2 separate regions of the Homo sapiens genome follow, and region 1 is linked to region 2. Evidence: read pairs that join two places in POLR2A ChIA-PET (ENCODE). Cell type or tissue: GM12878. All regions are shown on one strand. Each heading gives the region's core, and the rest is flanking DNA. Links, peaks and the distances in the headings are about the cores only. Region 1 overlaps ENTPD1-AS1 (ENTPD1 antisense RNA 1). Region 2 holds the start of BLNK (B cell linker).

Region 1 (5,387 bases), core at 122-5,121, 380 kb after region 2:
GTTCATGCCATTCTCCTGCCTCAGCCTCCTGAGTAGCTGGAACTACAGGTGCCCGCCACCACGCCCGGCTAATTTTTTGTATGTATTTTTAGTAGAGACAAGGTTTCACTGTGTTAGCCAGGATGGTCTCGATCTTCTGACCTCGTTATCCGCCCGCCTCAGCCTCCCAAAGTGCTGAGATTGCAGGCGTGAGCCACCGCACCCGGCCTATAATACTACATTTTAAATCACTAAAAATTCAAGATGGATAATGACTGAGTCTCATGTCTCCTATAATATAGTAGTAAGACAGTTAAATTCTTTCAAGACTTCAGTTTTTGACCTCCACAAAGACAGCAATTAGAAATTGATTTTCTGAGGTCCCCTTTGGCTCCAAAATGCAATGATTAAAGTTTTCATTGACCCTGCTTACTGCCTTTATAGAAATAATTCCCAATATGTGGAAAGGGAATGCAGAGAATCTTAAATGGGACATAATCACTACAGTTGTTTGTATTTGGAGTATATAGAATTAGAGCCAATGACAACAAGGTGGATTTTTTTTTTATTGTTTAGTTTAATACTTTTACAACCTTAATTTTAAGGGATAAGAGACCATTTTCAGCTTAGGTGTTGATAGTGCTAGAGTTTCAAAGTGTGGAATATGTGATAAAGGATTTTTATGTAAAATTAGACATAGTATTAAAACCAGAGCTAGACAGTAAAGAAAGCAGTAAAAAATAGATTTTACTCAGGAACTATTGGAATAAAGTAAGGGACTTGAGTATAGAACTGTGCTCAGTTCTGAAAAGAAGAAGAATAAGGGGGGATTCATACCAAGGAACAGAGTGGGGTCGGTGGATGGAAAATTCCTAGGAGGAAACATCAAGGTAAGAGGTAATTCTGGTTAAACAGACCTAACAGGATTCTTGCTGAAGGCAGGCCAGGATGATCAGACAACACCTCGGGGGCAATGGAGGATGAGGAATTTGATCAGATATTGAAGGAGGTCAGATATGAGGATGGGATTCTTACAAAACTGACTTAACAGGATTCTTGCTCTTGAGGACAAGGCCCAAGTACCGGGCCTAGTAGAGAATGGGCTCAAAGGAACCTGACTAAATTTTGCTTAAGGAGAGTCTTTGTCAGTAGTCATCATACTTAAATTGTTTATTTTTGCCAAGTACCTCTTACCAAAGCTTTATAAGCATTTAATTGTGCTTCTCATTATGAGAACAGATAAAAGAAAAGGCTATTAAAAGAAAAGGAATTGTTATTAGCCAATTCATAAAGTAGGAGAGAGTTGTTAGACCCAAGATTTCAGAGTAAGAAAAAAAAAATGACGCCACTGGGACTTCTGCTTTCAGATAAGAGGAAGTAACAGGGACCAGATTAACCCTCCCACCTGAAACAACAAAAAAAAAAGTGAAGAAAATATATGAAACAACAATTTCCAAGAAGTTGGATATCAGGCAATGAAGGACAGTGATCTCTGAGAAATGTTCCAGCTTGCTGCCTTGAGAGAGTTTCCAGGTCATGGTGCAGAAAGTGGGAATCATGATGGAGCAAGTCACTGCCAAGTTAAGGGGACAGAACTGAGACGCCTGGGAAACCAAGGCAGCTAGCACTGGACAAGAGAGTACTGCCCAGGGAGAGTATTCTAGGGTACTCTTTACCAACCCTCAGATACTTTCCTGGAATGCAGAAGGTTTCCCTGCATTTCAGGAAAGTACCTGAGGCTGGAGAAAGAGCTACTCTAGAAGATTAGAAGGAACAGTACTTGGAGCTCACTTAGGGCTGGCAATAGGGACTTTTCCCACCAGCCATTATGAGGTTATGGAAAACCTCATAATTCACAGGATACTGGGTAGCATTCAGAAGAGCCTTGTCTCAATAGTGGGAAATAATGAGCCCTAGACTAAACACTACTCTGATCTATGGAAAACCTCATAATAGTAAGGAATAATGAGCTCTAGACTAAACACTACTCTGATCTATGGAAAACCTCATAATTCACAGGATGCTGGGTAGAGTTCAGAAGGGCCTTGTCTCAATAGTGGGGAATGAACTCTAGACTAAACACTACTCTGATCTTACCTAATAAGTCTTAACAGCGAGACCTGAAAGGATCAAACTGTTTCCAAGTAACTGCTTCCTGAAACAAAGCTTAAGAGTATTTGTAGGAATCCAAAAAAGATACAGTCCTATGAGTTTGGGTTACTTTTCTCCTTCTAATTTTTCTGTTTCTGTTCTGAAAATGTGGGAGGTTGCATGGGATAATGAAAAAAGTATTAGATTAGAAATCAGGAGAGCTGAGTTTTTGTCTAGTTCTGCTACCGACTTACCATGTGACCATGGTCAAGGTTTTCTTTTTTCTTGTCACAAGTGACCCCAGTACATGGAGGGATTTGGATCAAACAAATTCTGAAAAATTCTTAAACTCTAAAATGAAATTGTCTTCAGGCCTTCTATATTTGCTCAAAAGAATCAGGAACACTAAAATGCAGAAAAGATTACTTGATTCTACTTAGTTTTACTAATTGTTTTATCAAGCATAAGGGATTCTAATTTGTTACAAAAATTTAAATCATTTAAAATCAATTTGTGAATTTCTCTTAAAGTTAGTCATTTACTGGATAAACCAAATTATATATGATGTTTATTCATTTTAATATTTTTTATTTCAATAGTTTTTGGGGAACAGGTGATGTTTGCTTACGTGCAGAAGTTCTTTAGTGGTGATTTCTGAGATATTGGTGCACCCATCACCCAAGCAGTGTACACTGTACCCAATGTATACTCTTTTATCCCTCATCCCCTCTCCCAGCCTTTCCCCCAAGTCCCCAAAGTTCATTGTATCATTCTTATGCCTTTGTGTCCTCATAGCTTAGCTCCCACTTATGAGTGAGAACATACGATATTTGGTTTTCCATTCCTGAGTTACTTCACTTAGAATAATGGTCTCCAGTTCCATCCAGGTTGCTACAAATGCCATTATTTCATTCCTTGTTGTGGCTGAGTGGTATTCCCTCGTGGGTGTGTGTGTGTGTGTGTGTTTGTGTGTGTGTGTATACACACCACATTTTCTTTATCCACTCGTTGATTGATGGGCATTTGTACTGGTTCCATATTTTTGCAGATTTTGCAATTGTGAATTGTGCTGCTGTAAACAAGTGTGTGTAAGTATCTTTTTTGTATAATGACTTCTTTTCCTCTGGGTAGATACCCAGTAGTGGGATTGCTGGATCAAATGTAGTTCTACTTTTAGTTCTTTAAGGAATCTCCACACTGTTTTTCATAGTGGTTGTACTAATTTACATTCCCACCAGCAGTGTAAAAGTGTTCCCTTTTCACCACATCCACACCAACATCTATTTATTTTTATTTTTTTGATTATGGCTATTCTTGCAGGAGTAAGGTAGTATTGCATTGTGGTTTTGATTTGCATTTCCCTGATAATCAGTGATGTTGAGCATTTTTTCATATGTTCGTTGGCCATTTGTATATCTTATTTTGAGAATTGTCTATTCATGTCCTTAGCCCACTTTTTGATGGGACTGTTTGTTTTTTTCTTGCTAATTTGTTTGAGTTCCTGTAGATTCTGGATATTAGTCCTTCATTGGATGCATAGATTGCAAAGATTTTCTCCCACTCTGTGGGTTGTCTGTTTACTCTGCTGATTACTATTATTATTATTATTATTATTATTATCTTGCTGTGCAGAAGCTTTTTAGCTTAATTAAGTCCCATCTATTTATCTTTGTTACATTTGCTTTTGGGTTCTTGGTTATGAAGTCTTCGCCTAAGCCGATGTCTAAAAGGGTTTTTCCAATGTTATCTTCTAGAATTTTTATGGTTTTAGGTCTTAGATTTAAGTCTTTTATCCATCTTGAATTGATTTTTGTATAAGGTAAGAGATGAGGATCCAGTTTCATTCTTCTACATGTGGCTTGCCAATTATCCCAGCACAATTTGTTGAATAGGGTATCCTTTCCCCACTTTATGTTTTTGTTTGCTTTGTTGAAGATCAGTTGGCTGTAAGTGTTTGACTTTATTTCTGGGTTCTCTCTTCTATTCCATTGGTCTATGTGCCTCTTTTTATACCAGTGCCATGCTGTTTTGGTTATTATGGCCTTATAGTATGAAGTCGGGTAATGTGATATCTCCAGATTTGTTCTTTTTGCTTAGTCTTGCTTTGACTATGTGGGCTCTTTTTTGGTTCCATATGCATCTTAGGATTGTTTTTTCTAGTTCTGTGAAGAATGACAGTGGTATTTTGATGGGAATGCATTGAATTTACAGATTGCTTTTGGCGGTATGGTCATTTTCACAATATTGAATCTACCCATCCATGTACATGGGATGTGTTTCCATTTGTTTGTTGGTTAGGTATTTAACATACCATATAATTCACCCACTTCAAGCATACAATTTAATGATTTTTATTAAATTTACCTATTTATGCATCTATTACTGTACATCAGTTTTAAAACACTTCTATCTCCCTAATAAGAACCTTCATGTTCATGAATTGTTCATTCCTATTCCCCCACCCCAGGCAACAATTAATGTAGTTTCTGTCTCTAGAGATTTGTCTCATGTGGACATTTCATATAAATGGAATCATACAATATTGGTCTCTTGTGTTTGGCTTCTTTCGTTTAGCATAATGTTTTTGAGGTTTGTCCATGATATACAGCATATATCAGTAGTTCATTTGTGTTTTTGCTGAATAATAGTACATTATATGGATATACCACATTTTGTCTACCTATTCATCAGTAGGTGGTGTGAAAGGAAAATTAATCTTGGGGCCCCAAAATCACTAAGCTAAAGGGAAAAGTCAGGCCTGGACTGCTTAGGGCAAACCGGCCTCCCATTGTATTCAAAGTCACCCCTCTACTCACTGAGATAAATGCATATCTGATTGCTTCCTTTGGAGAGGCTAATCAGAAACTCAAAAGAATGCAGCCATTTGTCTCTTATCTACTTATGACCTGGAAGCCCCCTCCCAGCTTTGAGTTGTCCCACCTTTCCAGACAAAACCAGTGTTCATCTTATATATTTGATTTATGTCTCATGTCTCCCTAAAATGTATAAAACCAAACTGTGCTCTATCTTGGCCACATGTCATCAGGACCTCCTGAGGCTGTCTCACAGGCACATGTCCTCAACTTTGGCAAAATAAACTTTCTAAATTAACTGAGACCTATCTCAGATATTCAGGGTTCACAGTGGACATTTCAGTTGTTTCCCATTTTTGGCTACTGTTAATAAGGTTGCTAAGAACATTCATATGGAGGTCTTTGTATGGATATATGTTTTCATTTCTCATGGATTGATATCTAGGAGTGAAATTTCTGGGTCATATGGTAAATTTATATTTAACTTTTAAACAAATTGCCCAA
Region 2 (5,387 bases), core at 61-5,060:
CATCAAATTTATTGGAAAATACCAAACTGTTTCCAAACCATTGCACCTTATACTTTTAGCAACAGTGTATAGGCACTCCAAATTTTCTTTAAGGTTGGGATTGTCAATTTCTCATCTGTGAATCTAGTGATTCATTAATTTCCATGTCCACTGTGCTATGTAGACCGACCTTAAAGGCTTATCATGGTATATCGTTCTGTGTGCGCTGTGGAACCACGTTGTGTGGTTTCATTCCTTTTATAAGTTACCAACTAAGGCTTGGTATCATCAGTTTCCATCTTTGCATTAACCTTTTTGGTAATCCAGTTATGGGGCCTGTCATTTGTATTTTGACTTTCATTTATGGTGCATTTGTCACATAAAAGTTTAAATTTATATGTATCTAGATTTACCACTGTTTTTCCTTTTTGTGTTTTGCTTAAAAAGGTTTTCCCCGGCCAGGTGTGGTGGCTCACATCTGTAATCCCAGCACTTTGGGAGGCCGAGGCGGGCGGATCACGAGGTCAGGAGATCGAGACCATCCTGGCTAACACGGTGAAACCTTGTCTCTACTAAAAAATACAAAAAATTAGCCAGGCATGGTGGCGGGTGCCTGTAGTCCCAGCTACTCAGGAAGCTGAGGCAGGAGAATGGTGTGAACTCAGGAGGCGGAGCTTGCAGTGAGTCAAGATCGTGCCACTGCACTCCAGCCTGGGTGACAGCAAGACTCCGTCTCAAAAAAAAAAAAAAAAAAAAAAAAAAAAAACAGGTTTTCCCCACTTCAAAATTAGAGTCAAATAATTTAAAATTTTCATTTAGTCATGGAGCAACTTAGAAGCCAAAGCAGTTGTGGCAGGCCTGGAACATTAGGCTGTCACACTGTATTTCACATGGGGTAAAATGTCCAGTCTGGAAACACAGTCTCTCATTTTCATCATGTTAGACTAAATACAGTAAAAAGAAGAAAGACCAGTGGCTGTAAAAAGAAAAAGCAGAAGTGTAACCTTTGCCTCTGGTCTTTTTCTCTGGGGAAATATGAAGTTGTCAGCCAGGTGTTGAGCAAAGTTGTTGGTGGAGAGAAAAGTCAAGTGACTTATGGGGTGCATTTTACAATAATTCAGAAAGAACGAGCTGACTATTATCATTTCATTCAGTGAAGCCTGAATTTCCTGATCTTTGATGACATTGTATGTGCCTTTACCATCCTAGTCTACTTGTTTCTTTCAGTTAGGAACTATGGGAGAGGAGGAGGCAGGGTCTAGAGCTCCTTCAGGATGCACTGCAAGAAAATTGAGCAGCCAGATTGGGGAAAATGAATGATGGCAGGAGACAAGCACTTGCATTTTTCTCATGCAACATTGTCTGCTCTCTTGCTGGCCTGGCCAAGTCAGTGTCCTGGCCAAGCAGAAGGGCCCCACCCTTCAACAGCTCTGAAGATTCTGCTCCTAAACATCTGGTCAAACCAGAAATTCATAGGCAGTGATGAATGTGAATAATCAAGGTTACCTGGAAAAAGACAGAACATCCATTTGTGCAAAGAAGAGGCACAGGAGGGAAGAAATCCATCCACGGTTTCCACCTCTACCACTGCCGCTGTTCCTTCTCCCCCTCCTCCTCTGTCTCCTCCTCCTCCGCTTCTTCTTCCTCCTCCTCCTCCGCTTCTTCCTCCTCCTCCTCCTCCTCTTCCTCCACCTCCTTCTCCTCTTCTGTCTTCTCCTCTTTCCCCACTGTCTTCAGCCAGATCTTGGGTCTGCAACAGGAGAGGTAACTGAGAGCTCTTTACTTTGTCCTGCTGTGTATTCTGACCCAGGAGAAGACTGGTTCCCTTGATAAATGTTGGAAACGTGTACTTTATTCCACAAGGGTGAGCAGGGCATTCTCAATGGCTGCAGAAAAGTGTGTCCAGGTACAAAAGGTCACTTCCCTCCCATTTTCTTCCTCCTTGACCCTGGACTGCGGGCTGCTCTTTAAACAACAGGTAAATCAGCATTTTTCAGATTAGGCAGAAGGAAATATAAAGTCTTCCAGGAGGGAAGTAGAGTTCTCTGAATAGGTTCAGCCCCTACAGGTATGGCTCCCTCCTCCCAGCCTCACCCCACCTGTCTGACCTTGAGATGGCCTCGTGTCTGGCGTGTCACTGGGTGTGATGAGCAAGTGGTGGACAGGACAGAAAGAGGCAAATGCAAGGAGGGGAATGGCATTCTGCTTTTAGGACTTCAGAATGGCCTGATGTAGGAATTGCATTGTTGTGAAACTGTTAGATTTGTTCTCATCTGACTTTTGGGTACATCCTGGTTTGTTTGAAAGCATCTGGCTATCGGCGAGGTAACTCCTGACTCTATCAGGCAATAAGGAGGCTGCACATCTGACGATAGAGTTCATCTCCCCTTTCCTGAGTCATCCATCCCTACCCCCAGATGAACAGAGAATTGCCCATCCCATTTTAAATAGAGCTCCAGAAAAAGAGATACTCTAATTCTCTGAGTAAACTGTTACCACCATGCCACTGACAACCTGATATTTATTTTTAAACGTATTGCCCGCATCGGGGGGTAGGAAAAAGCACAAAAATGCCATTTTTATATAATGGTTCTATAAGTAGAAAAAGCTTATCCATAACTTTATGCAAATAAGCAGAAAGTCTCCAAGAGAGGTTCAGATGGACTTGATTACTCTGCTTTTCCTTGAGCCCAGGAAGTTCCCAGTTATAGCATGCACCTGCTGGAAACAGACTATATGTGTTTGGGACAAACAGGAAGTAGTGACCAGCCAGAAACTTGTCCTAACCTGGTTACAAATCTGATTGTAAAAGAAAGCAGCTGGAAAGAAATTTGCCTGCCCAATAGGTTTCATTATTAAAGTTTACACAAAGTGGAGTAATCACCAAGCTGGCTGGCTATCCAGATCACATGATTATGTAGAAACATGAAACTTGACTATGTGCTCGGGCAAGTTTTACTTCTCCCTAGAGCAGGGGTGTTTGCCAGCAGCCTGCACTCTCAGAAATCAGACTTGAGTGGCCGGAACCCTTGAGACCAGAGGCTTACCATGCTGCTCCCTAGGAGGGCCAGGAACTGCTGACGTGACCACTGGACAGTTATTCGTGTCTCTTACAATTACCAAACAGAATGGACAAGCTTAATAAAATAACCGTCCCCGCCAGTCAGAAGTTGAGGTAAGATTTTCCCCACCCAATACCCTTCTTCATCTCCTTTTTTTCCCCCCAGTGCTCTTATGGCATCTCAGAAATACTGAAATCCTGGAATGCTTTGCTAGTTTCCAGTGGGTGGCACTTACTATAGGGAAGTGGACTGAGCTTTTAGGGAAAGCATTGGGTGGCACTTGCTATAGGGAAGTGAACTGAGTTCTTAAAGAAATGTGTAGGAACAAGAGAGACTTGCTTTAGCTGCCTCTTACAATAAAGTGTAAAGCTCTGGAAAGATAATAAAACAAATGCCAAGGGCTTAGATTCTACTGAAGGTCAACTTTTAGAATCTGAATGCAACCAACTTTTCTAAGGAAGGGTTTCTCTAAACTGAGTCCTCACCCATTTTATTGCAGGTTACTATTTAATTTTAAGGATAGCTGTAATCATTTGTTATTCATTGTTTTATTGTCTCATTTATTTTGTGGGTGTATATGACAAGTGTGTTTGGGGGGATTAGATCTGTCTTTCCAATGCCCTCATGTCAATGTAACAATATCCATAACAAGCCTCTCAAAAAGAATAAACCAGAAGCGGCCCCATGGGCGTGAGTCAAGGAGCTATGGAAAAGACAACTTCCCCAAATTTTGCTTTTGAAGGTCTTCTTTTTGTCTCATTGTAATGGCATCATGGCTTTCAGAGACTGGAACTTTTAAAGTTCTGGGAGTGCAGTTTTTTTTTCACATTTTTTAACAGTTTTTTTTTTTTATTATACTTTTAAGTTCTGGGGTACATGTGCAGAAGGTGCAGGTTTGTTACATAGGTATACACATCCCATGGTGGTTTGCTGCACCCATCGACCTGTCATCTACATTAGGTATTTCTCCTAATTCTCTCCCTCCCCTAGTCCCCCACCTTGACAGGCCCCGGTGTGTGATGTTCCCCTCTGTTCAGGGAGTGTTTTCTATTCTGACTACATATTAGAACTTAGCCAAATGTTCAGGGGGTGATGTGACACATGTAGCAGACAAGTAATCACAGATAACAATGAGCCAGAGAATTGAAGCTTTTGAGACAATATTTAAGAGAAAGTCTGGATTGGCAGAGGGACAACCCTTCACAGTAGAATACAGGTCTTATGCCTAGGAGGTGCTTGGTAAAAGGTAATGTGAAATGCATCAATGATCTGGGATCAGTAGGCAACATCAGCTGTGTTCAACCATTTCAAGAACATGCTGTTGAGTGCTGCTGTGTGATCAGCACTGACGGGACAAGAAGGCACCTCATTCTTGCCCTTGGTCTCAAATAGCTACACCCTCATGAGGGGCGGGGGTGATACAATGGAAGCTGTAAGCGACAGAAGGAATGTAAGAAGAGACTTAGAGTAGCAGGAGGAGGTTTCATAGAGAAGATACTTTTAAGAGGTAGGCTTTGAGAGGTGGGTAAAATTATAAAATACTGGAGAATTGGAGGAAACATGTTATGTGCTGGGAGGGAGGAAATACAGAGGCTGTCACTCAAAGCTTAACACAAGTACGGTCCATTTGTGGGATAGTGAGGAGAGTTTTCTGTCCAGCAGAAACTAAAGAGTAGGGAATGTGGGACCTGAAGGTCCTGGTATGATTGGACAAATAAGGTGGGTCCAGGTTGCAAAGGATGGTGAGTGCCCTGACCATAGGGAGTTGGAGAACAGGTTATGCTGTTAGCTGTTAGCAATGTCATGACAGTAGGCTTAAAGGAGCCTGGTAGGATGCGTTGGAGTGGGAGGGACACTGGAGGCAGGGATCTGGTGGGAGGGAGGAGCGCTTAAGTAACCCAAGCATCCAGGGTTGTAGGCCTGGACTTGGGACATGGCAGTGAGAAGGAAGAGGGAAAGAGAGGGCAGAAAGACATGGCAAAGAAACTAACTAGGCACCTTCCTCTGAATGAACAGGAGGATTCCAAATGTTTTTTTTTTTTTGTTTTCAGACATATTCCATAATGTAGAACTATACAGAAATGCATTCTCTTTCAGGGAATCCAGGTGGGAATTTAAGTAAAGGTGCTAGAACTTAAATCATTTTATGATTCCTCCCTTTGGGACAAAGTCCAGCTTGATCACAGAGTAGTTGATGGGCAATATACAACCATAGATTATGGGATAGAAAACCAAAATTATACCATGGATAATCATACACTACACTCATCTGCTTACATAAAAGTAACTTTTTTTCCACTTGATTACTCAGTTGTCTTTATAGAATCATCCTGTTGTGGTAAAATG

What was found. Peaks named below come from ENCODE experiments on the same cell type or tissue, not always from the same donor. Only the 100,000 strongest peaks of a DNase experiment are listed, where the experiment ranks them.
Region 1: POLR2A ChIA-PET joins it to region 2 with 5 read pairs; 2 of 35 experiments call an interaction of 5 or more read pairs at or near these places.

What each region holds. Positions count from the first base shown.
Region 1 is chr10:95,892,219-95,897,605 of GRCh38, reverse strand. All of the region lies in intron 2 of ENTPD1-AS1 (ENTPD1 antisense RNA 1), which reads left to right. Among named protein-coding and RNA genes, the nearest start is that of CC2D2B, 13 kb to the left of the region's middle. RefSeq lists a silencer at 1,227-1,427. In GM12878, for the core only: no CTCF peak of the experiment used is centred there; no DNase peak of the experiment used is centred there.
Region 2 is chr10:96,269,119-96,274,505 of GRCh38, reverse strand. BLNK (B cell linker) reads left to right here and starts at 2,937. Exons shown (of 17, transcript NM_013314.4): 1 at 2,937-3,154. The coding sequence starts at 3,108. RefSeq lists enhancers at 1,057-1,116, 1,247-1,296, 1,783-1,882, 3,992-4,041, 4,072-4,191. In GM12878, for the core only: no CTCF peak of the experiment used is centred there; DNase peaks (open chromatin) are centred at 965 and 2,885; H3K4me3 peaks cover 4,812 bases; H3K27ac peaks cover 5,000 bases.